Regions from separate parts of the Homo sapiens genome. Here region 2 is linked to region 1. The links are chromatin loops, found by intact Hi-C in ENCODE. Cell type or tissue: mammary epithelial cell. All regions are shown on one strand. Links, peaks and the distances in the headings refer to the core of each region. The heading gives the core; the rest is flanking DNA.

The links. Peaks named below come from ENCODE experiments on the same cell type or tissue, not always from the same donor. Only the 100,000 strongest peaks of a DNase experiment are listed, where the experiment ranks them.
Region 2: it touches region 1 in a loop (4-fold over the local background); 8 of 110 quality-filtered maps call a loop at or near these places.

Annotation. Positions count from the first base shown.
Region 1 is chr4:40,983,715-40,995,517 of GRCh38, forward strand. All of the region lies in intron 6 of APBB2 (amyloid beta precursor protein binding family B member 2), which reads right to left. It also overlaps the pseudogene RNA5SP160. Among named protein-coding and RNA genes, the nearest start is that of APBB2, 220 kb to the right of the region's middle. RefSeq lists a silencer at 7,399-7,468. In mammary epithelial cell, for the core only: no CTCF peak of the experiment used is centred there; DNase peaks (open chromatin) are centred at 7,037 and 9,447; H3K27ac peaks cover 4,493 bases.
Region 2 is chr4:41,136,891-41,148,693 of GRCh38, forward strand. It overlaps APBB2 (amyloid beta precursor protein binding family B member 2), which reads right to left. Exons shown (of 18, transcript NM_004307.2): 2 at 6,097-6,252. Among named protein-coding and RNA genes, the nearest start is that of APBB2, 72 kb to the right of the region's middle. In mammary epithelial cell, for the core only: no CTCF peak of the experiment used is centred there; DNase peaks (open chromatin) are centred at 5,201, 6,601 and 8,181; H3K27ac peaks cover 4,739 bases.

The DNA.
Region 1 (11,803 bases), core at 2,571-10,570:
CTACAGGTGCATGCCACCATACCCCGCTAATTTTTGTATTTTTGGTAAAGACGGGGTTCCACACGTCGGCCAAGCTGGTCTCGAAATCCTGAACTCAAGTGTTCCTCCCGCCTCGGCCTCCCAAAGTGCTGGGGATACAGGCGTGAGCCATTGTGCCTAACTTTTTTTAAACTATGGTGTTTTTGATCCCTGAATCATGAGGTTTCTTGTAAGGGAAAAAAATTTGTAATTGCAAAACTGCTAGTGAGTTCAATGGTTAATTAAATGATCCAAAGAGAATCCATCGTCAGCAACCATCTGGTTAAAGTGCTGGGGGTGGACTAATCCTCAGACTATGCAAAACTTGGTTTTGATCTTTAGAAGCAAAAGAAAGCAGCAGTGCACAACTACCTGTGCAAGGGATGGCCGGATGAGGTTTGGAAGCTGAGGGCTCATCAGTATACATACTGTACGACACAGACACAGAAACCCTTTCTCAGTAGAAGCAGGGCAATGGTTGTCATGGATGAAATGCCAGGAGCTGCACTCCTGGGAAGCTGGCCAGTGTCTGGATCGTTAACATTTGTGTGTCTTACAAAAGTTCATGTGACTGAGCCCAGAGTCGGTTACCTTTTGAGTGAGTTCAGAGTCTTCCTTCTACCTTTCAGGGAACTTAAAGGACTTAATTTCTGAGAAAAACAGAAGTTGATCATGGAAAATAAGCAACAATTTTGGGATTTTGAAAGAAGTTAAGTGGTCCCTGGCCAAAGGAACTCCTCCACCAAAGAAAGGAAGGGTGGGGGGTCAGGGAGGTCAGGGAGGCCAAATTCCCTGACACTCCCACTCAAGAACATTTTATTCTGTGAAAAGAATACAGGCCAGAAATGGTTTTCTGGTTCACCATGGAGTGATAAGCGTTCTTCTAGAGCTATCTAGGCCCCTGGAACCCTCAAGGAGTGGAGTAACAGCTAACAAGTAGCAAAGGGGCAAAGAAAAACTGCCCAGACAAAGCTGGGAATTCAGTGCATTGCTTATTCTTATTTATTTATTTATTTTTTGGTAAAGAATAGTTTGCATAAAGAGGCTGACATACCCCAGTTCTCATGTTGTGGGGAGTACATGAAATTAATTTTAAAAATACGTGGTACTAGATATTTTTTTAAATCACACCCTCTTGGTGAACACCGTATTTAGCATTTACATAACAGTTTTGATCTCTGTTGTAGTTACAGATGATTTTTTTTTTGAGACAGGGTCTCACTCTCTTGCCCAGGCTGTAGTGCAGTGGTGTGATCATGGCTCACTGCAGCCTCAACCTCGTGGCTCAAGTGATTCTCTCATCTCAACCTCTCAAGTAGTTAGAACTACAAGGCACCACCACACCCAGCTAATTTTTTTTTTTGTAGAGATGGGGTTTCACCATATTGCCCAGGCTGGTCTCAGACTTCTGGGTTCACATGATCCTCTTGCCTCAGCCTCCAACGTGTTGGGATTACAGGCGTGAGCCACTGTGTCCAGCCCCAGATGACTTTAAATTTTACGTTTATCTATGTTTCCTAACTTTGTCTTCAATGAGTATGTCTTTTCTTAAAAAAAAATGCAGTTAATAAATTAATAAAATTTCAATCTATCTATTTAATTATTGAAAAATAATTAAACAACCCAGTGGTAGGAAGCTATGTTTAATTGAGTTACCTATGGTCCATTTCAGCAGGATTATTTATTCTTAGTAGAAAAGTAGAGCTTTTCAGGCGGTTACATGAAGAACTGTAGGACCTAAGTATGCAGCAACAGAGAGCACAGGGCCAATTGTGGGGTGGCTCTGATGAAGACAAGTCTTTTCACGTTAGTATTGATTTCATTATCTTTTAAAACCCACTTTAGTTATATTGAATTTCATGTTCAATACACCGACTAATCCACAAACTGTAATAAAGGGGAAAACAAAAACCAGGTCCATTTCAGTCATTAGTAAAGGCAGATTTCTTACCAGAAACACTGAAATTAAAATAGTATTTTTTTATTCTGTTGCAATTTCACCACACCAACTCTCTAAGTATTAAAACAACAGAAAGATAATGACACAAAATTATCCAAATTTGAGTTAGAACAAAGCTGGGGAAAAAGATGAGTATCAGTAATTTCTAGAAAGTTGAGCAAAGCATTTCTAGATATAGGTCAAATTGGGCAAGAAAAACATCACTGATAATAAGCTTGCTGATCCAAATTATCTTAAGTACAGACTTTTTCAACTCCGGTAATAGGTTGTCCCAGAGAAGAAATAAGTGACACATAAATAACAAAAGAGAAGTTTTGTAAGGGCTCCTAGTTCTATTTGAAAAACCTTTAAGCTCCACAGATCACAATTTTCAAACTTCAATACCTGACCACACAAGAAAGCCAAAAACTTGAATTTGAGACAATCTTCTCAAGCTACTCCATCAACTCAAAATTATTTATTTCCTCCATTTATGATTCCCCTGCCAGTCTAATAAAATAGTAAGGCTAAAAAAATTCCAAAACAATCCAGAAGCAAGATATAACCAATGAAATACTGTACGTAATAAGAGACTACTTACGCTCTCTGGTTGTCACCATGCAATCCACTCCCAACTCATCTGCTACCAGCATCCTCCAGGTTTTTGAGCTACATTTCTCAGTAGTTTTCTATCCTTCTTCACATGACTCCAAAACAGCTTCCCATTCAAAGCAAAATAAACAGCTTCATGTGTAAACAAGAATTTAGTGAATTAGCCCAAGTAGAATCAGATTTTGTGTGGGAGAGTACACATAATGCACACATACTCATTTGCCTGGACATTACATTGCTGAAGTTCCACGTGCAAATGGTATCAATGCTTCCTTGTCTGGATGAGCTGGGAACGAGGCCACTAGGAAAAATGTGTTCATACTGAACTGCCTCCAGTTTGAAAGACACTGATGCAGGATCTGACTTACTCCATTCAAGAGCTGAGATCTAGAAACAGGGACATCTGGTCCTGGAATCTACTGCATTAATCCATCACTCATGAGTGCCACCTAAATAGCAAAGTCCCTTACACAGCCCTCGTGAAAGCACTGAAGAAATCATTCAAAAAGATCTTTATTTCAAATTGCTTGAATAAACATGCAGGTGTAAAATAATGAAAAATTATTAAGATAAATTTAGGAAACAAAGATTCTTTCCAAGGTTCTTAACCGTCAATACGGCAAAGGAGTACGACAGGAATGGGGGAAATTGATTTTGTGAAAGGCTATTAAAGAGAGTGCTATTCTCATCAGAAAGTCCCTCCCCTTTTAAAATGTAATCAATAATTTAAAGCAAAGCCAAAAATCATATCAGTTAAAAGGACCAGGACATTTCTTTTTGCACAGTATAGGAGGAAAATTAAATTAGTGTCTCTTAAGAAATTACTATTATCCTTAAGAGAAGTAGTAGGTAAAAATTTTAACTCTTTTCCACAGCTTGCCATTTTACTCACTTTAAAAGAAAGGGTTCAAAGTTAAACAATATGATACTAAGCATATCATCAAAATAATAATAAATTTCTTTTATTACTCAGATATCTGATTTCCTGCCAAAGTTTAAAAGATTTATTTAAAACTTAACAGGCACAAAACATACTTCAGCATTTGGCAGAAGTTGTTTTCTTTCTCAGTTTAGCAATTTTTAAAATGTAAAGTTACACAATCATCAGCGGGAAGGTTTGACGGTTTGATTACAAATTATACTGAACCTATTCTTCATTTTAATGTGCCTCGTTCTCTTTAAGTATTGATTTGTGCCTAAAGGATAAGATGGTCTATTTCATATTTCATTTTTTTTTAGATTTGACCTTTCAATCCAATGGCTAACTCTTTGAAATGTATTTAAAATTAGATAGTCATCTTTTCTGCAAAATGAAGGACTGCACACAGTCTCTGTGTGTCTAACTCTCCGAACTAGGACGTGAGAATTCTCATGAGGGTTCTGGTTGATGGCCACAAAATGGAAAAGGCAGAAGAGCTTCGGTAAGTAGATATGTACCATCATGTTTGTGAGTGCCCTGTTTCTAGAACTCTTTTAAACTATAAATGATTCTGTGAGCTATTAAGCCTCTCTCTAAGAATCTAGCAGATTCATCCTAAGCATGTGTTGAATGGTCACCTCTCTAGAATGGAGCAGAAGGGAATTAGAAAGGAGAGAAGGGTAAATAAAAGTTAAGGTCCCTCGAATGCTAAGATTTCATGGTCTTCCACCATATTAAAATGAGATTTTTATATTCAAACATTAGTGTTCACCAGATAAAATTGATCTCTCAAAACCTCGCTGTCCTTGTCTGAAATATACGAATAATTACAAGCAGGATTATTTTGTGAACTAAATGAGATAATGGAAATGATCAGACTGTTCATATGGTGAGAAACAAATGGTCACCATGACTAAGTGACTATGCCCCAAGGATAACTCAAAGCCAATTCTGTCACAAGAATTCCAAAGTCATATCAAAGCCACACACAATCCCAACAGCACCAGATCCAGACTTAACCCAAATGTGTTATTCCCATTGCACTTGTGCTGGAAGTCTTTATTTTGATGCATATGTACTTGAATTCAAGTTAATTAAAGTTTACTACTTCCCAACAACCCACTGTTTTGTTTTAAAATGCCAGGGGCTAGGCCAGGAATGGTGGCTCATGCCCTGTAATCCCAGCACTTTGGGAGGTGGAGGCAGGCGGATCACCTAAGGTCAGGAGTTCGAGACCAGTCTGGCCAAAATGGTGAAACCTTGTCTTTACTAAAAATACAAAAAAATTAGCCAGGCATGGTGGTGGGTGCCTGTAATCCCAGCTACTCGGGAGGCTGAGGCAGGAGAATCACTTGAACCCAGGAGGCGGAGATTGAAGTGAGCCAAGATCGTGCCACTGCACTCCAGCCTGGGCGACAGAGCGAGACTCCGTCTCAAAAAAAAAAAAAAAAAAGACTGTCTCAAAAAAAAAAAAAAGCCAGGGGCTACTATGCGGTATAAATATAATTAATATTACTGTGACGAATGATAAATAAATAATGAGTTTTCATTTGCAATCCAAAGTCTTTTTTTTTTTTGAGACAGAGTCTCACTCACTCTGTCACCCAGGCTGGAGTGCAGTGGCATGATCTTGGCTCACTGCAGCCTCCGCTTCCCGGGTTCAAGCAATTCTCCTGCCTCAGCCTCCCAAGTAGCTGGGATTACTGGTATGCACCACCGCACTCAGATAATTTTTTAGTAGAGACGAGGGTTTCACCATGTTGGCCAGGCTGGTCTTGAACTCCTGACTTCACGTGATCCACCCGCCTTGGTCTCCCAAGAGTGAGGATTACAGGTGTGAGCCACTGCGCCTGGCCCCAGAGTACTTTTTTTCTAGAATTTGCAATGTTCATAAAGTGGGTGAGAAACAAACTGATAACCTAACTCCCTCTTCCACCTCACTTACTGATACACAGTATTAACAGTCTCGTATAGGAGGCAGCTATCCCATGTTGCAATGCCTTGCCTCTTCCTATACTTTTCAGTGGCTTGGTGGCAAAAGGAAAAGCCAAGCAAAGCTCAGAGAGAATCGTTTTCCCCCTCAACTGGTCACTGATCACACTAGATTGAACATGAGAAATGGCTTCCAGAGGTAGATGCCTCCTCTGCAGAAAACGTTCATTTCCTGGGAGCAAAACCAAAATCTCTGCATCTAAAAATCTATGCCTCCCAAAATTATGGGCTTTATGTCACCACTTAGCTTTTGTAAAAACAATGTGCAGATGAGCTTAGAGGAAATCAATAAAATGCAAGAGTTTTTAATTTCCCTTGAGTAGAAGGAGAAACTACATTTTTTTTTTCCCAAATCCATCCCAGATGTGGCCAGTTTTCCAAACTAGCTACCTATTTGCTTTGTTAATTTGCTTGTTTGGTTATTTATTCTCTACTGTACTCCAATAAACAATTTATCATGATGTGCAGAGGTGCATGCACTGCACAGACTGATACAGCCCCCTACTGAGTCCAGGTCTCGCTGTCCCAAGCTTTAAGCTGATCTCTGTGTCATCCGAGCCTCGTCGGAAGGGGAATGTGTTTGTTTAGGGGCAGTGTCGCAGACAACATATTCATAGATTAAATATTGCAAACCAGACTTCCTAATCCAATGGCAGCAAGATAACAATCACTGGGTATTCAGGAAAAGCAACTCTGGGCCTCAAAGAGATCTTCAATAAACTGTCTGCTCAACTGGGAAAGAAAAGAAGAAAACTAAAGAGTACATATAAAACGCTAAAACTTATAGAGAGGAGCCTTTTATTAAATGATACCTGGGTTGCTGCTCCACAAGGGTTCTCAAAAGCGGGAGTGATACAATGTGGAAACCACCCAAGTGTCCATCCATAGATGACTGAATAAGCAAAACGTGGTATATACAGACAGTGGAATATTAATTACTCAGCTTTAAAGTGGAAGGGGTCTATGGCCATAAAACCCTGAACTTGCCAGATCTCATCTGATGTGGGAAGCTAAGCAGGGTCAGGTCTAGTTAGAACTTGGATGGGAGACCACCATGAGAATACCAGGTGCTATAGGCTTTCTCTCTTTCTTCTCTCTCCCTCTCTCTTTCTCCCCTCCCCTCTTGTCTCTCTCTCTCTTTCTCTCTCCAGCTGTTGTTGGACATCAGAAGAATATTCCAGTTGTATCCGGTGTCTACCGTGAAAAAAAGTGTTCTTTTTTGCAAAAGTGCCAGAAAGGAGTGGTGAGATTCATCCCAAGCCAATCATTTCTCATGAAAGACACTGTGCCATAACCGCTTTTCACACACACAAGAAAGGAGAAAGGGAGGAAGGCAGGGAGAAACTCAGCAAACAGCTCAGGATTTCCACAGCCTACCATTCCAAACCTTTCGCACTTCCAGAAGGCTTCTTGATGGAGTTGTGGCAAGCTCATGGGGGAAATGCTTCACCCCAACGTAACCCAGACCAAATATGCCATTGCACAGGAAGTGGGTGCTGAGTCCAAGTGTGTCCATATGAGCAAAGTAACACAGATTAAACAGTGATTCATTTCATACCAAACTGCATCCATCATTTTAAAAACTGTGTCATCATCCTACTCCAAACTGTATGTGGCATCTTCTCTTCCTCTTCTGCCAAGCAGAGCAAAGACTCTAGGTTACAGCTCATGAAGGTGTAAATTGGGTTGATATGCTCTATGGAGGCAAATGGAGGAAAAAGAAAGGAAGGAAACCCTGAATGGGGGTTGGGGGCAGGGAGGGGTAAGATTTACTCTGCTAACTACATAGATTTCTGGTCATTTTGGACTGAGTTTCATTTTTTTTTTTTTTGGAGGCAAGGTTTCACTCTGTTGCCCAGGTTGCAGGGCAGTGGTGCAATCTTGGCTCACTGCAACTTTCGTCTCAGCCTCCTGAGTAGCTGGAACTACAGATGTGTGCCACTACGCATGGCTAATTTTGTTGTGTGTGTGTGTGTTTTGCTTTTTTTTTTTTTTTTTTTTTTGTAGAAATGAGATCTCACCATTTTGCCCAGGCTGGTCTCGAACTCCTGGGCTCAAGAAATCTGCCTGCCTTGGCCTCCCAAAGTGCTAGGATTACAGGTGTGAGCCACCGTGCCTTGCTGGGTTTTGATTTTTAAATTTTTTATTTTGCTTCCTGGTATTGATTTTTAAAAGTCCCCTGGAAAATGCCTTGCATTTAAAAACCCTCACACCCCTTACGATAACCTATTCTGTCCCTAAAATTAAGACTATAACTTTCAAAACACTTTAGATGAAATTGTGCTAGGCCAGAGTAAGTGATCCTATTTATTTTTTTAAAAATATGTATCCAAAAAGTACAGGGGGAAAAAAAACCTATAGTGTTCTAACTATAGCAATTTCCTCCTGCTTTTATCCCTGTGTCTGAAGTGAGGTCATTTTTGTTTGTTTTTGGCAAGTGAACAGAGAAAAGAAGAAAGAAAAACACACACACACACCCTAGACTTTTCACCCCCTCCTCCTAAAACAGACACACTTGTTAATTTACAGCTTTGAAAATCATCTGGGTAGTTCTTCCATAATTCACCATCTTCCTTGGTTTTCTAGGATTTTTTTTAGAACCTTCAGACCCCAGAGGGCATTTCACTTGAAGATGCTACTCGTCTCATCCCTTCAGAAGGTGGGCTGAGGTTTCCTTAAGAATCTTCTATGAGAGTGGTCTGCAATTAGAAAGTTATAACAATTCTACCTGTGAGGGTGTTCTACAATCAGAACACTGCTCTCACTCTCCCTCCTCCTCCCCATCTCTCTCTCTCACACTCACGCACAGACACCACACACACCACACTCACACTGAAATTAAGAGTGAAAACTGTTAAGGCTAAAAATACTACAGAGAGAAAAGCATCTTTGCTAACACTTAATACTCAGAACAACTTTTTGAAAGTGAAAATGACGATGCTTTACCTGACTGATTATCAATGCAGCTGCCTTTTTTGTTTGTTGCTTGTTTTTAAGAGACAGGGTCTCACTCTGTTGCACAAGCTGGAAGCCAGTGGCATAATTATAGCCTTGACCACCTGGGCCCAAGTGACATCCTCTGCCTCAGCCTCCCGAGTAGCTGGTACTAAAGGTGCACGGCACTACACTTAGCTAATTTTATTTATTTATTTATTTTTGGTAGAGATGGGGGGGGGTCTTTCTATGTTGCCCATGCTGGTCTCAAACTCCTAGCCTCAAACTATCCTCCCACCTCAGCCTCCCAAAGCACTGGGATTACAGGTGTGAGCCACTGCACCAGATTGACACAGCTTTTTAGTTCGCTTCAGCAGCTATAGATTTACCTTCTGATGTAGTTAAACAACATTTTAGATACGTGCTGAACAGCAGTCTTGGACACCTCATTAATATGTAGTAAGGAAGAGAGCAAACCAACACTTGGAAAATTGTTCAATGAGGTGTGTGAAATGACTGGATGGAAACGCTGGTAACCCCTGGAAGTAACGCGGGAAGTATGAAGCCAGCGAGCAGGAGTATCACGAGCAGAAGACCGACCCCCGATGTCCAGGCCAGGGAGCTGCACCACCCTCAGGACCCATCACCTTCCTCACCCCTTCAAGTAAGACCGAGGCTCATGGGCAATGACGAACAAGCCAAACCACAGGGCCGGATGGAGATAGGCCGGCCTGCCATGTGCAGGATCTCTACGTTGTGAAACACTGTCTTCCTGCCTACTTGTTCTAGTCTACTCTGCTGCTTATCTGAAGTTATTTTCTGTTTGTGTACACAATCGTAGTCCCTCTTTTACTCTCTCTCTGTGCTTTTCCTTCAGTGGGAGAATTAATTTTCCATACCAGAATATTTATAAAATCCAATTTTTGCTGAGCCCTTACTACATGGCAATCACTACGTTCTGTGCCCCACATGTCTTGTTTCAGTTAATCATCACAACCACCCCACAAGGCAGAGACTATTATTAACCCTATTTGACAGAGGAGGAAACGTATGGTGTTAAGTGACTCAGCCACAATCATCCATTTAGTAATAGCACAGCTGGGATTTAAATATTCAGTGTTCATAGTGCAGTAAAGCTTATGGCACAAATTCCATTTTAGGGACAAGAACAAGAGAAGAGATTTCCAGTAGTTTAATTTCTGGAGCACAGGAGCAATTAAGAACTCTTCTCTCTTTTTTTTTTTTTTTTTTTTTTTTAACAAAAATGTTTTTTGAGACAGGGTTACCCTTTGTCTCCCAGGCTGAAGTGCAGTGGTGTGATCTTGGCTCACTGCAGCCTTGACCTCCGGGGCTCAAGGAGATCCTCCCACCTCAGCTTCCTGAGTAGCTGGGACTACAGGCACGTGCCATCATACCCAGCTAATTTTTTGTTTATTTTTTATAGAGATGAAGTCTCATTATGTTGCCCAGGCTGGTCTCAAACTCCTGGCCTCAAGCAATCCTCCTGCCTCAACCTCCCAAAGTGCTGGGATTACAGCATAAGCCATCATGCCTGGCCACTTCTACTTGATTCTATCAAAAACAAAAGAAAATATTATTTTTTAAAAGAAAATAAATGTTTTCCACGTTTTTCATTAAGGCTGTGATTCTTGTTAAATGTTAGCCAGATCAGTATCCATTATAATAGGAACACAGCACTTCAAACACAACAGAAGGCCCTAACTAAAGCAGTTCCTGTGTCAGAATCTGAGCCATGCTTCTCAAATGATGCATAGAGGAGGAAGTTAAAATGCAGGTTCCTGAGACCCACTACCTGCGTCTGAGTCTGTAAGGCACAGGTAGGGCCCAGGTATCTACATTTAAAGAAACACCTAGGAGAGGCTGGGCGCGGTAGCTCACACCTGTAATCCCAGCACTTTGGGAGGCCAAGGCAGGCAGATCACAAGGTCAGAAGATCAAGACCATCCTGTGAATGGTGAAGCCCCGTCTCTACTAAAAATTACAAAAAATTAGCCGGGCACGGTAGCGGGCGCCTGTAGTCCCAGCTACTCGGGAGGCTGAGGAAGGAGAATGGCGTGAACCTGGGAGGTGGAGCTTGCAGTGAGCCGAGATCGCGCCACTGCACTCCAGCCTGGGCAACAGAGCAAGACTCATCTCAAAAAAAAAAAAAAGAAACACCTAGGAGTTCTGATGCAGACAGACTACAGGCCAAACTTACTAGCTGCAACGAGATTTTCTCCAAGACTTGCAAATGAAGAAAATAAGATTGCTCTTGAAGTTAAAGTATGATAGTTGAATCAGTCAATGGATCAAAACCAAGAAATGGAGTAAGAGTGAGATAAGATGTCTCCCAAACATAGTATGACTTATCTTTAACTCAGTAGAAAATATTACTGTATCTTGGGCCGGGTGCAGTGACTCATGCCTGTAATCCCAGCACTTTGGGAGGGTGAGGTGGGCAGGATCATGAGGTCAAGAGATTGACACCATCCTGGCTAACATGGTGAAACCCCATCTCTACTAAAAATACAAAATATTAGCCAGGCGTGGTGGCACATGCCTATAGTCCCAGCTACTCGGGAAGCTGAGGGAGGAGAATCGCTTGAACCTGGGAGGCGGAGGTAGCAGTGAGTCAAGATTGTGCCACTACACTCCAGCCTGGGGCGACAGAGCAAGACTCCGGAAAAAAAAAAAAAGAAAAGAAAAGAAGAAAGGAAAAAGGAAGGAAGGAGAGAGAGAAGGAGGGAGGGAGGGAAGGAGGGAAAGAAATAAAGAAGGAAAATATTACTGTATCTTAAGAAAGATTGTATTGATCAAAAATGTAAGTACCTTAAAAAAAAAAGCAATCATTCCCTTTTCTCTGAAGAGGGACTCTTAGGCAATGCACTTCAAGGATTCTAGGTCCCAAGTAGCATCATCTCAAGGGAAAGAAGGACAGCGCGCCTCAGACTATCCCAGCCTGAGACCATTTAAATATTTGATTCATCCAACACCCCTTTGGCTGAAACCATGTTCCCCAAGCAAACAAGCTTATGCTTGGGTTTCCTATGCAGTTGAGTAATTATTTCTATTTGGAAAATAATACACTGGCATTGAGAATGTGCACTGAACATGCAGTACCAAGAAATCTAACACCTAGGAGAGTGGTAATTCTCATAACAAATTAATAGATTCTTATTTTGGCTCCAGTGTTTCTTATTTTGGCTTTAGTATTTCTCGAGAAGTTGATTAATAAGTCCATCCGTCAGAAATGGATCTTTTTTTTGAGACAGAGTCTTGCTCTGTTGCTCAGGCTGGAGTGTAGTGGCACCATCATAGTTTCAAATGCCAGGGTCAAGCGATCTTCTGGCCTTAGCATCCTGAGTAGCTGGGACCACAGGTATGTGCCA
Region 2 (11,803 bases), core at 2,527-10,526, 150 kb after region 1:
AAAGCACTGACTTTTAAACAATTTCCTTTTCAATGTTTATGCATCCATAACGCAGTTGTAACTAAAGATATATATATTTTGCAATCTTCACATTTCTAATATAATTATTTTAATGTCTTCACACTTAGCTATTCAGAATCATACTAATACAAAGATAAAAACAGAATAGGTAAATATAAAAATACAGCTAGCATTTTATACTATGAAAAATGTCCCATTTTCATAAAACATATACAACTACACTATGTTACCAAACACACGCAAGACATTTTAATTCATAGGTTTTCTATTTAGTAAAATAATAGTTTTGTGATATGAGACCCAATTCATGTTACCATTAATGAAAATACTTGAAATAATATGCCAGCCTTGTAAAACCTTCATTCAGTAGTTATTGGGAATGATTAAGACAGAGGTAATGAAAAACTTAATCTTTTTTTTTCCAAATGCAGAACAGGTATAAAAATGATTACCACCTTTATGAAAAACAAAGCACTGCTTAAAGTCATATATATAGTAATCTGGAAAATGCACTTTGATTGATTCCACATTGTCATCTACCATATTAGATTTCCATAATTACCCCAAAGAGAAAACACCAAATACTAGTACTCTAACACAGTGACTCATAAAGAACAGAGAGGAAAAGTAGCAAAGGTACAACAGTGTTTTTTAGTGAAGACACTGCATCTTAAGTCCAATTCTTGAACTAACTTTTTTCATAGAAAAATTGCATTGCAAAAACCAGTGTGGTACTAGCATAAGGACAGATGGTAAACCAAAGGCACAGAATTGAGAGTACAGAAAGAAAGCCCTTACATTTGTGGTCAATTGATTTTCTACAAAAAAAGTCAAGTCACTGGTTAGCCTTTTCTGCAAATGGTGCTAAGACCTATATGCAAAAAATAAAAATAAAAAATCAACAAAATAAGATAAACATAGACCCAAACCTCACACCATACATAAAAATTGACCCCAAATGAATTAAACACCAAAATGTAAAGGGTAAAGCAACAAAAGTTTTAGAAAGAGCCTGGGCGCACTGAGGCAGGTGGATCATGAGGTCAGGAGATCAAGACCATCCTAGCTAACACGGTAAAACCCCGTCTCTATCAAAAATACAAAAAATTAGCCAGGTGGGTGGCTGGCACCTGTAGTTCCAGTTACTCGAGAGGCTGAGGCAGGAGAATCACTTGAACCTGGCAGACAGCGGTTGCTGTGAGCCGAGATCACGTCACTGCACTCCAGCCTGGTGACAGAGTGAGACTGCATTTAAAAAAAACACAAAAACTAAGTTTTAGAAAGAAACACAGAAACTTTTCATGAGCTTTGATTAGCCAGCCAAAGAGTTTTTAGAAACATCAAAATCATGAGCTTTGAAAGAAAAAACGAATAAACTGAATTTTGTTACAATTAAAAACTTCTGAGCACCAAACAACACCGTTAAGAAAATAAGTTTATACATACACACAGTTTCCCATATTGATGCAATTTATCAATGATTAAAATTTACAGTATTTCATTGTTGGGGGGAAAGACACCATTAAACAAGCCAGAGACTAGAAGAAAATATGTGCAAATCATATATCCAATAAAGAGCTTATATCAGACTATATACAAAAGAAACAACCCAATATAAAAATGGGCAAAGGATTTGAACAGGTATTTCTCCAAAGAAGATATAGGAGTGACTAAGAAGCTCAATGACTGAATAACTAAGTCAACTGTGAGAAGATAAATTTCATAATTATCATCTTTTATCCTTATCAAAAAGCTACATAACAGAATGATTTCACTAGAAACTCCAAAGCACATAACTTTGTATTTCTCACATCACACTCAAGTTTTCAAATCACTGCAAAAATAAATAATAATAACATCCAGATTGGACATGAAATAAAACTATATCTGCAGATGACATAATCTGGTATATAGAAAATACTAGCAAAGTCATACACATAAAAAACTATCAGTACTGATAAACAGGTTCAACACGGTTGCAGGAAACAAGATCATTATACAGAAACCAACTGCATTTCTATACACTAGCTACAAATACTTTGAAAATAATTACTTTCTTAATTTATAAAGGCATCAAAAAGAGAAAAATACTTAGGAATAAATTTGATATGGAAGTATTAGACTTGTACCCTGAAAGCAATATAACACTGTTGAAAGATATTAAAGAAAACTGAAAGAAATGGAAACATGTCCCATGTTCACGTATCAGAGCTCTTAATATTGATCTGCAAGTCAACATAAGAGCTCTTAATATTGAACTAGAAAGTCAACATAATCTCTTATCAAAAGGCTGGCTCAACATTCAAGTATCAGTATCATCCAACCTATGAATAAGTTAAAGAAGAAAATCATGACCATATCAATAGTTGCAAAAAAGCACCCAACAAAAATCCAACACTATTTCATAATAAAAACTCTCAGCAACTAGAAATAGAGGGGAAATTTGTCAACTTGATAAAGAACATTCACAAAAAACCTAAAACTGACATCATATTTAATGGTGAGAAACTCAAATGAGTAAAAAACTTATCCACATATCTATATAAAAACCTGCAAATTAATGTTTCCAGCAGTATTGTTCGTAACTGCCAAAACTTGGAAGCAACCAAGATGTCCTTCAATAGGTGAATGGATAAAGTGTGGAACAACGATATAATGGAATATTATTCAGTGCTTTAAAAAAAATGAACTATCAATTCATGAAAAGACATGGAGGAAACTTAAACGCACATTGGTAAGTGAAAAAGCCAATCTGAAAAGTCTATCTATTGTATAATTCTAACTATATGACACTGTGGAAAAAGTAGAACTATGGGGCAAAAGATAAGTAGTGGCCAGGGGTTCAGGAAGAAGAAATGAACAGGTAGAACATGCAATTCTTTTAGGGCAGTGAAACTATTTTGTATGATACTGTAATGGAAATACAACTTATATATTTATGAAAGCTCATAGAACATACAACGCAAAGAGTGAACCTAATATAAACTATAGATTTTAGTAATGATAATGTATCAATATTGGCTCATCAATTATAATATACCACACTAATGCAAGACACTAATGATATAGGAAACTGGCAGTAGAAGTCACATGGAAACTTTCTGTACTTGCTGCAAAATTTCCCCCAAAAAACAGTGTAATTACAAAATATAATATTAATGAAAACTCTATCATTAAAAAGAGGAAATAAGTCTTTAAATTCATTTAATTCTCCTTAAAACAGAAAGCTGACTGAGGTTCTGGTGAGAACAGCAGCTGTTACCTTGTCGTGTTAAAACTAACTCCAGACAGCTTTCTGATAGCCTCTCATTTGGCTAGGCCTTAAACAATTGTATTCAGAGTAAATAAACAAGATTCTACCATTACTAACCTCTGAAATTATCTTCATTATCTGCAATTTACTTTAACTATATGCTCTGGAAAGCCTTCCCTTCTTTTAGACTCAAAAAGCAAGTAATTGAATTAAATCTATTTTTTAAATCTTTTTAATGTTTTTTAATGTTCCTAAGACTTAATCCTCTTCTACCTTGTTAAATAATCGCCCTCCCTGCTAGTCTACCACCCAACAGAATTCCTAATTCCATCTCTGTTCCCACAAAACTTTGTTCTTACCTCTAGAGATACATTGTCACACTGCATGTCAGTCATGTGAATACTTATCTGGCCTATCCCCTACACCAGGGGCCCCTGGTACCAGTCTGTGGCCTGTTAGGAACCAGGCTGCATAGCAGGAGGTGAGCAGTGGGCTAATGAGCACAGCTTCATTTGTATTTACAGCCGGTCTCCATCGCTCACGTTACCTCCTGGGCTCTGCCCCCTGACAGATCAGTGGCAGCATTAGATTCTCATAGGAACGCAAATGCTATTGTGAACTGCACGTGCCAGGGATCTAGGTTGCATGCTTCCTATGAGAATGTAATGCCTCATGATCTGCCACTGTCTCCCATCATCCCCAGATGGGACCACCTAGTTGCAGGAACACAAGCTCAGGGCTCCCACTGATTCTACATTACAATGAGTTGCAAAATTATTTCATTATAGACCACAATGTAGTAATAATAATAGAAATAAAGTGTACAATAAATGTAACGTGCTTAGATCATCCTGAAACCATCCCTGCCACCCCACTCACTGTTTGGAAAAACTGTCTTCCACAAAACTAGTCCCTCATACCAAACAGGTTGGGGACTGCTGCCCTACACCATGAGCCCCTAAAGACAGGGACTATGCCACAGTCATTTTACACTAAGACCTCACTCCTAGAAGGTACCACCAATTGGGATGTTTTGGATGTAAGAGACAGACACCTAACTCAGATGAACTAGCTAAGTTGCCAAGAAAGTGAAACAGGAGATGCTGGGTTTAGGCACTGCTGAATTGCAGGTCAAAAATATGTGTGTGTCTGTGTGTGTGTGTGTGTCTGTGTGTGTGTGTGTCTGTGTGTCTGTGTGCACACGCGCATGTGTGCGTGTGCATGTGTGCATATGCATACGAGTGTCCCTTCCCTTCCCACCAATCTCTTTTCCTCCATCTCCCTGCTTTGATTTATCCTGTGTTGTCTTAATTTTCAGTAAGGTTTTCCCTAAGTCATAGAAAAACTGCCACTAGCAGCTCCAGCTTAACAAACTCACAGAAGGCAAAACTTCTTCAATAGTTGCAATAAGAATACTATGGCCCCTCCAAAGATGGTTGTGACCCTTTAGTCCATTTTCATGCTGTACCTGAGACTGGGCAGTTTACAAAAGAAAGAGGTTTAATGGACTTAAGTTCCATGTGGCTGGGGAAGCCTCACAATCATGGTGGAAGGCAAGGAGGAGCTAGTCATGTCTTGCATGGATGCCAGCAGGCAAAAAAAGACAGAGCTTGCGCAGAGAAACTCCTGTTTTTAAAACCAACAGATCTCATAAGACTCATTACCTATCACAAGAACGGCACAGGAAAACCCCACCCCCATAATTCAATCACCTCCCACCAGGATCCTCCCATGACATGTGGGAATTATGAGAGTTACAATTCAAGATGAGATTTGGGTGGGGACACAGCCAAACCATATCACTGGCCACGCTTATGTTACATGCCCATAACTGAGTCAGCAGGGTCACCTCCTCTAACTACATAGGGTGAAAATGAAACAAGGGCAATTGTCCAGGAAAAATCTGGATGATTTATTAAAAGATGGAGGAAAAGGATGCTGGGCAGACAAAGCCAACAGACATTCACTACTTCACAGATTCTGAAAGACTGTGACTCACTACTTTCTAGGGAGTATTTATTAGCTGCTTATGTAGAAAGCTGACTTACCCACTGAATGTCCAACAGAAATGGTCTGCAATGTCTGTCCCTGTATAATATATGTTTTCAAAATGAATTATTTCACTTTACTGCCTCATATGGGGTTATCCATGCTGTTTCATTCACCTGGCCCACAGTGAGAGCATTTGGCATTTATTTAAACACCTATGTTTTTCAGGACATTCTCTTCCCCTGTCGTATATAAGTATCTTAATGCCAAATGCACACACTGCAGAAAATGAAATGTGTTGGTGGCTTTTGTTTGGGGAAAGATTAGAGTATATAAAATCTGGCCAAGCAGACTGGAGGCTCACAGCCAGAATTATCCCAACAGAAATGGCAGGTCTCCATGCCCCACCCTTCAAAGTTCGAAAACACAAATGAGTGCAAGTCTTTGAAACTACAAATCCAACTCCATGAGGCTGGACGCCGCTTTCTCCCCAAAATAAAGCCAAGACCATTGAAGTTGGCATAGGTGGCTTCCAGTTGTGGCTTCTTCCAATATTTGTGCCAACGTCCTTCTCTCTTCTCTGAGAGAGGAGAGGAAGATGAGAAAGAGGATAGGACAGAGGAGAGGAAAAGGAAGAGAAGGAAAGGAAGACATCATTACACTATACACAAAAGGCTATCAGCATGTATCTGCCATTTACACATGCTGGGACTCTCACAAATAACTGAAAATAATCATTTGGGGTGGTCTCCAAAATGAGCCTGGAAGGAACAAAACAACTTTTCCCTATCCGGCCCAATCCGCTTTATCCAGCCTCTCTTACTTATACTAACCTGATTTTGCTTAAATTATTGTCAGCCTCAGCTTTTCACAGGAGCTTTCTTTTATGGATTTTCCATCCAGCAAATGTTTCTGTTCCACGGCTGGGCAGATCCGACCACAGCATGCTTGGCTACAGACCACAGCAGCTCACCCACAGCAACTCCAACCTGGGGGGGCAAAGGCCAGAAGCCATTATAAGGACTCAAAGTCATCAACTTTCTCTCTCTCAAGGGCACATATTTGGCAGGATAACCTCAAACATGTTCCCAACGTTCAAAATCATTATAAACAGAGGCAACAGCTTACAAGGTATCCTAAAGACAAGTGTGGGCTATTCTGAGGGGAGGATTGAAATATTTAATCATTTATTGAAAAGGTTTGGCCTAGTGATTATGCTCTGTTTGTGGGAAACTGAAAAGCCAGATGTTTTAATTAACCATGGAAAACACAAGCTACAACTAAAATTTCATGAACATACTGATCTGCCCCGTGGAAAACCACAGGAATGTTCTGGCAGGGCTCAGTCTGAATTCTTGGGACACAGAGGGCTGGAATCATTCCCCTTAGGAACTGAAACAGAAAATTAACTTGCTCAATATGCTTTAAAAAGTAAAGCGAAACCCAGATTTAATCTCAAATATAAAACATTACAGGACTTCAAAGGGCACCACAAAAAGACACATAAGTGGGGGCTATAAAAAATTCTAATGCGGTTCAGGATTTAGAATATATTTACATTGCAATATGAATGGTGTAATAGAAAATTTTATAGGCTACATAATCCAAAGGGGAAACGAATAATCTTTCATTTCCTAATAGAGGAAATTATATATGAAACCAACATTCAACAAGTAAATCATAAATATTATCAAACGTATAACATAACTGGGCAAAAGGAATCCCTTAACTATCCTGCTGCCAAACATGTGGCCTAGCCCACAGGCGCTGCCATGCTTTAGCTAGAGGAATCAGGGCTTAAGGAAAAACAGTGTGGAAATAACTTATGCTCACTGGTGGTGCAGCTAGCAATTCTGGCACAGAAAACTCAATGAGGGAATCTTATGAAAGCAATTAGTGAACATTAAGAGCTAATAGATTAAGAAGTCTTCATTTGTTAATTATAGTAACAGTTATGACGACATCTGTATATGCCAAATATTGAAAGTCTATTCAAGAGGGGACAGGACAAATGTTATTTTCAGATACTGGGTCCACAGTTCTATTTCTGTAAATCAAAACAGTCCTCGTCACAAGTGTGCTAAGCATAACATTACATTAATCTCTACCTTCAGTTGAAACCTCAGTCCCAAAAATCATCTCGAAAGGAACAGCAGAAAAAAAGCAAAATATCAAGTTATATATGTATGGTATGATCCCAATTTTGTTCTACAAACTGAGTGCATATAATCTAAAGACACCTAAGTATGAACAACAGCACTTTTGGGTTATGGAATGGAAAGCTATTTGTATTTTCTTTCTAGTATTTTCCAAATTTTCTACAATTAACATGTATTTTAAGAGAATTTTTAAATAAGGGGTTTAAGACTGCAGGAATACAAATCAGAAATGGGGTATCTATGCTATATTAGCCTGATCTTCGGTCTGCCTCTTATCTGAACAGAGCTAACAAATGAAGAAGTATTTATCTGATCACAGAAGTTCTTAATTTACACGTTCAAAACCCAAGTGTCCAGTAACACTTCCAGTGATGAACAACACTTTCCTAGAAATAAAAAATTCTTTTTTACTCTGCAAACTTGCCACAGACAGAGAACCATAGTTGTTTCCCTCCCTCACCTATCGCATCCAAATTTCTCTATCACTGGCCATGCCATAAAACTGTCACTAAGTTAAAAGAACGGGCTGGGCATGGTGGCTTATGGCCTGTAATCCCAGCAATTTGGGAGGCTAAGGCCAGAGGATCACTTGAGCCCAGACGTTCAAGACCAGCCTGGGCAACAAAGAGAGGCCTTGTCTCTACAAAAATTTAAAAAATTAGCCGGGCATGTTGGGACATGCCTGTGGGCCCAGCTATTTAGGAGGCTGAGGTGGGAAGGTCACTACAGCCTGGGAAGTCGGGGCTGCAGTGAGCCATGTTCACGTCACTATACTCCAGTCTGGGAGACAGAGTGAGACCTTGTTTCAAATACACAAATAAATTAAATAAATAAAAGAATGCCTCCTGGTGTTACCTACTCACAGGAGCAGGGCCCTTAATGACTCCTGGCACACTCATTTCTGATGCTCTTGGCATCCTGAAAAACACAAGACACAATGGTGGAATCTTTACACTGGGGCCTTGGCAACCCATTGCTCTAATAAGCCCGTGCCCAGAGAGGTAAAATGTCTTTCCCTCAGCCACACAGCCAGCAAAGCAGGAATGAGAGTCCAGACCATTTGCCTCCACTTTGACCAAGTGCTCTTTCCACCACTATGACATTTCAGCATGAACTCTTGGAAATAAACTTTGTACAAATCACGTGCAGGTATTAAATTCATACCAGCAAAACCAGAAGAAGAAGACAGAAATTTATTCTACCAAAAATGAAACGCATGCAGGAGAAAAAGTGAAGACTCAATCCTAGGCTAAAAAAGACACAGCTCTGCCTAGAACATGTTCAACTGAAGAAACAATGAGTGCACTGTGCTTGGGCAGCAGGTGTCCTGAACAGAAACTGCCTATCACACCGAAAGCTTTCTGGTCCTAGCACTGGCCCTGTTGATAACACTACAGTCCCACTGTTCAAAGAAGAACAAAAGGCTTTCAACAAGATAAAACTACACTTGCACCAAGCCACCTGTGAGAGACAGGAAAGATGCATGCACCAGTGTTAGAAATAATAAATGTCTGAAGGCATCAAGTCTGGCCTCTTACTTCCAAAATGACCCAAGTCTTAAGGGAAAGACATTAGTGGTTTCAAAAATTAAGAGATGCCAGGCACGGTGACTCATACTTGTAATCCTAGCACTTTGGGAGGCCAAGACAAGTGGATTGCTTGAGCCCAGGAGTTCGAGACCAGCCTGGGCAACATAGTGAGACCCTATCTCTACAAAAAATTTTAAATATTTATCCAACATGGTGACTCATGCCTGTAATCCTAGCACTCTGGGAGGCTGAAGCAGGCAGATAACTTGAGGCCAGGAGTTCAAGACCAGCCTGGCCAACATGCCAAAACCCTTTCACTTCTAAAAATACATAAATTAGCAAGGCATGGTGGCACACGCCTCTAATTCCAGCTACTCAGGTGGCTGAGGCAGGAGGATCACTTGAACCCAGGAGGAGGAGATTACAGTGAGCTAAGATAGCAGCACTGTACTCCAGCCTGGGCAACAGAGTAAGACTGTCTCAAAAAAAAAAAAAAAAAAAAAAAAACCCGGGCATGATGGCACATGCCTGTGGTCCAGCTATTCAGAAGGCTGAAGTGGGAGGATTGCTTGATCCTGGGCGGTTGAGGCTGCAGTGAGCTGAGGTCTCACCACTGCACTCCAGCCTGGGCAAGAGAACAAGACCCCGTCTCAGAAAAAAAAGAAATAAAGAAAACAATACAGTCACTAATAATTAAAATAATCCTAATCCTTCATCGCTTATGTCCACACAGCCTTGGAGTAAGAGCAGGCTTTTTTCTCTCTTCTTCAAGATTATTTCTTTGAAACATTGTTTACTTCCACTTTTTGTGTTACATCTACCTATGGTATCCACGCCACACCAATCAGAAACCCAGGAGTCTCACAAAATGGGAATAGTCTGAAAAGCCAGGGGAGAGAGGAGGACAGGTGGCAATGACAAACTCAGAAACAATCCCTGAAAGGTCTTTACTGAGCTCCCTTCTCGTCATCCTTTCCCGACTGTGCATCAGGGCAACAAAGGCATGAACTGTGAGGCTGCGCATAAAGCCGCGGCCCGGGCTGATGTGATCTGGCTTTGCGAGAGCCCGAACAAACACAATGGCTCTGTCCCGCCTCAACTGAGAAGTCAGGCGCTGGGTGAAAAAAGAAAATGCTTTTTCTCCACCCAAAACCACTTCTCAAACCCCTACCATATATTCCCGTGACGGATCCTGAAGGCAACACAATGTCAGCAGTTTATTTATTCCCTTTGATGCCTCAGTTCTAACAGTAAACATTAATGTCTGCAGCAGGCAAACGGAATCAGGGTCTTGTTGGTATTTCACAATGAAATCATAGCTTTGTGGTGAGTATTGTTCCAGTAACACCTTAAAGTCATTTGTAAGATAATGAGGGTAAGTTTAAATGTAGCAGTCTGATAAAATAACCTCTAACCCAAGAATCACAAAGTAGATTAAAGCTTACTGAAGTCACCAAGTTATTTTTCTCAACAGAAGACTAAACAGAAATGAGAACTGGATTTGATTCATAGATTGTGAAATCCTTTTTTATTCAAAACCTTGGTCATATGTCAGTTGGTCTTTGGCCTCCGTGAATGGATCTGGCAAAATGTGCACCCAGACACTGCCACCATTTGAGGATCTTCAATGTTTGGCCAGCTTTTTTTTTTTTTTTTTTTTTTTTTAAATGAGGAGTTTCCCTCTTGTCTCCCAGGCTGGAGTGCAGTGGCACAATCTCAGCTCACTGTAACCTCCACCTCCTGGGTTCAAGCGATTCTCCTGCCTCAGCCACCCAAGCAGCTGGGATTACAGGCGCGCACCACCACACCTGGCTAATTTTGTAGTTTTAGTAGAGACAGGTTTCACCATGTTGGCCAGGCTGGCCTCAAACTCCTGACCTCAGGTGATCCACATGACTCAGACTTTTTTGTTTTTACTAATGTCACAGGGAAGGTCTCTCCTTTTCAAGCCTGATTCCAGAAATATCCACCAAGCCAATTCAACACAGCTGAAATTTCTATGTCAAAATGACCAGGCAGACAAGGCAAGAAGGAACACACTGGAGCCCACTCCTCTAGGGCTGTGAAAATTTGTTTAATTTTGGGAACCATTGATTTACTGCATTAACTTACTTAAAAAAAAGTATTGGAATATTTTTATTATAAAAATTAGATTTACAGTATTGATAAATTTACAGGTTAAAATGTCTGGGAAAGAAGAATATAAATTGTTTGAAAGAATGAGGGTTCGTTAAAAAAAAATTTTCTTTCAAAAAGAATCTATCACAGGTAACCAAAAAAGAACTACTATGAAAACCGAAACTGGCATCCAACAAAGTCTGTGACTGATAACCTTAGGGCAGTTTGGAAAAGGGTTCATGTAATAACTTTCCCTGTAGGATTTCAACTAGGGGAAGGCGAATATTAATTAATTAATAGGTTCACTAATGTTTTTAAAGCTGTTCTGAAACAAGGGATGAAGAAATTAACAGATTTAGAGGTTGTGGTTCCAGGTCTGCTACTTATGACCCAAGGATAACTAACAGCCTCTTTAACCTCTGTTCCATCATCTATAAAACTAGGATGATACTATTAGCCAACTTCATGGAGCTGTCAACCATTCAAACTGAATATGAAAGCATTATTGAAACTATAAAGCACTATATTCATCCAACAAATATTTACTAAGAAACCACTATGCTGCTAGATGTGGCATTACCAATACAACCATGAACACTAAGACACAGCTCTTTCTGCACGGACTGACTCTAAGGGAAGCTGTGATCTGTGGGAAGGCTCAGGGGGCTAAAGGAACATGCAGGCGGCACCTAATCGGAATTCCAGACAAACACCAGGTATTGTGACGTTCCCAA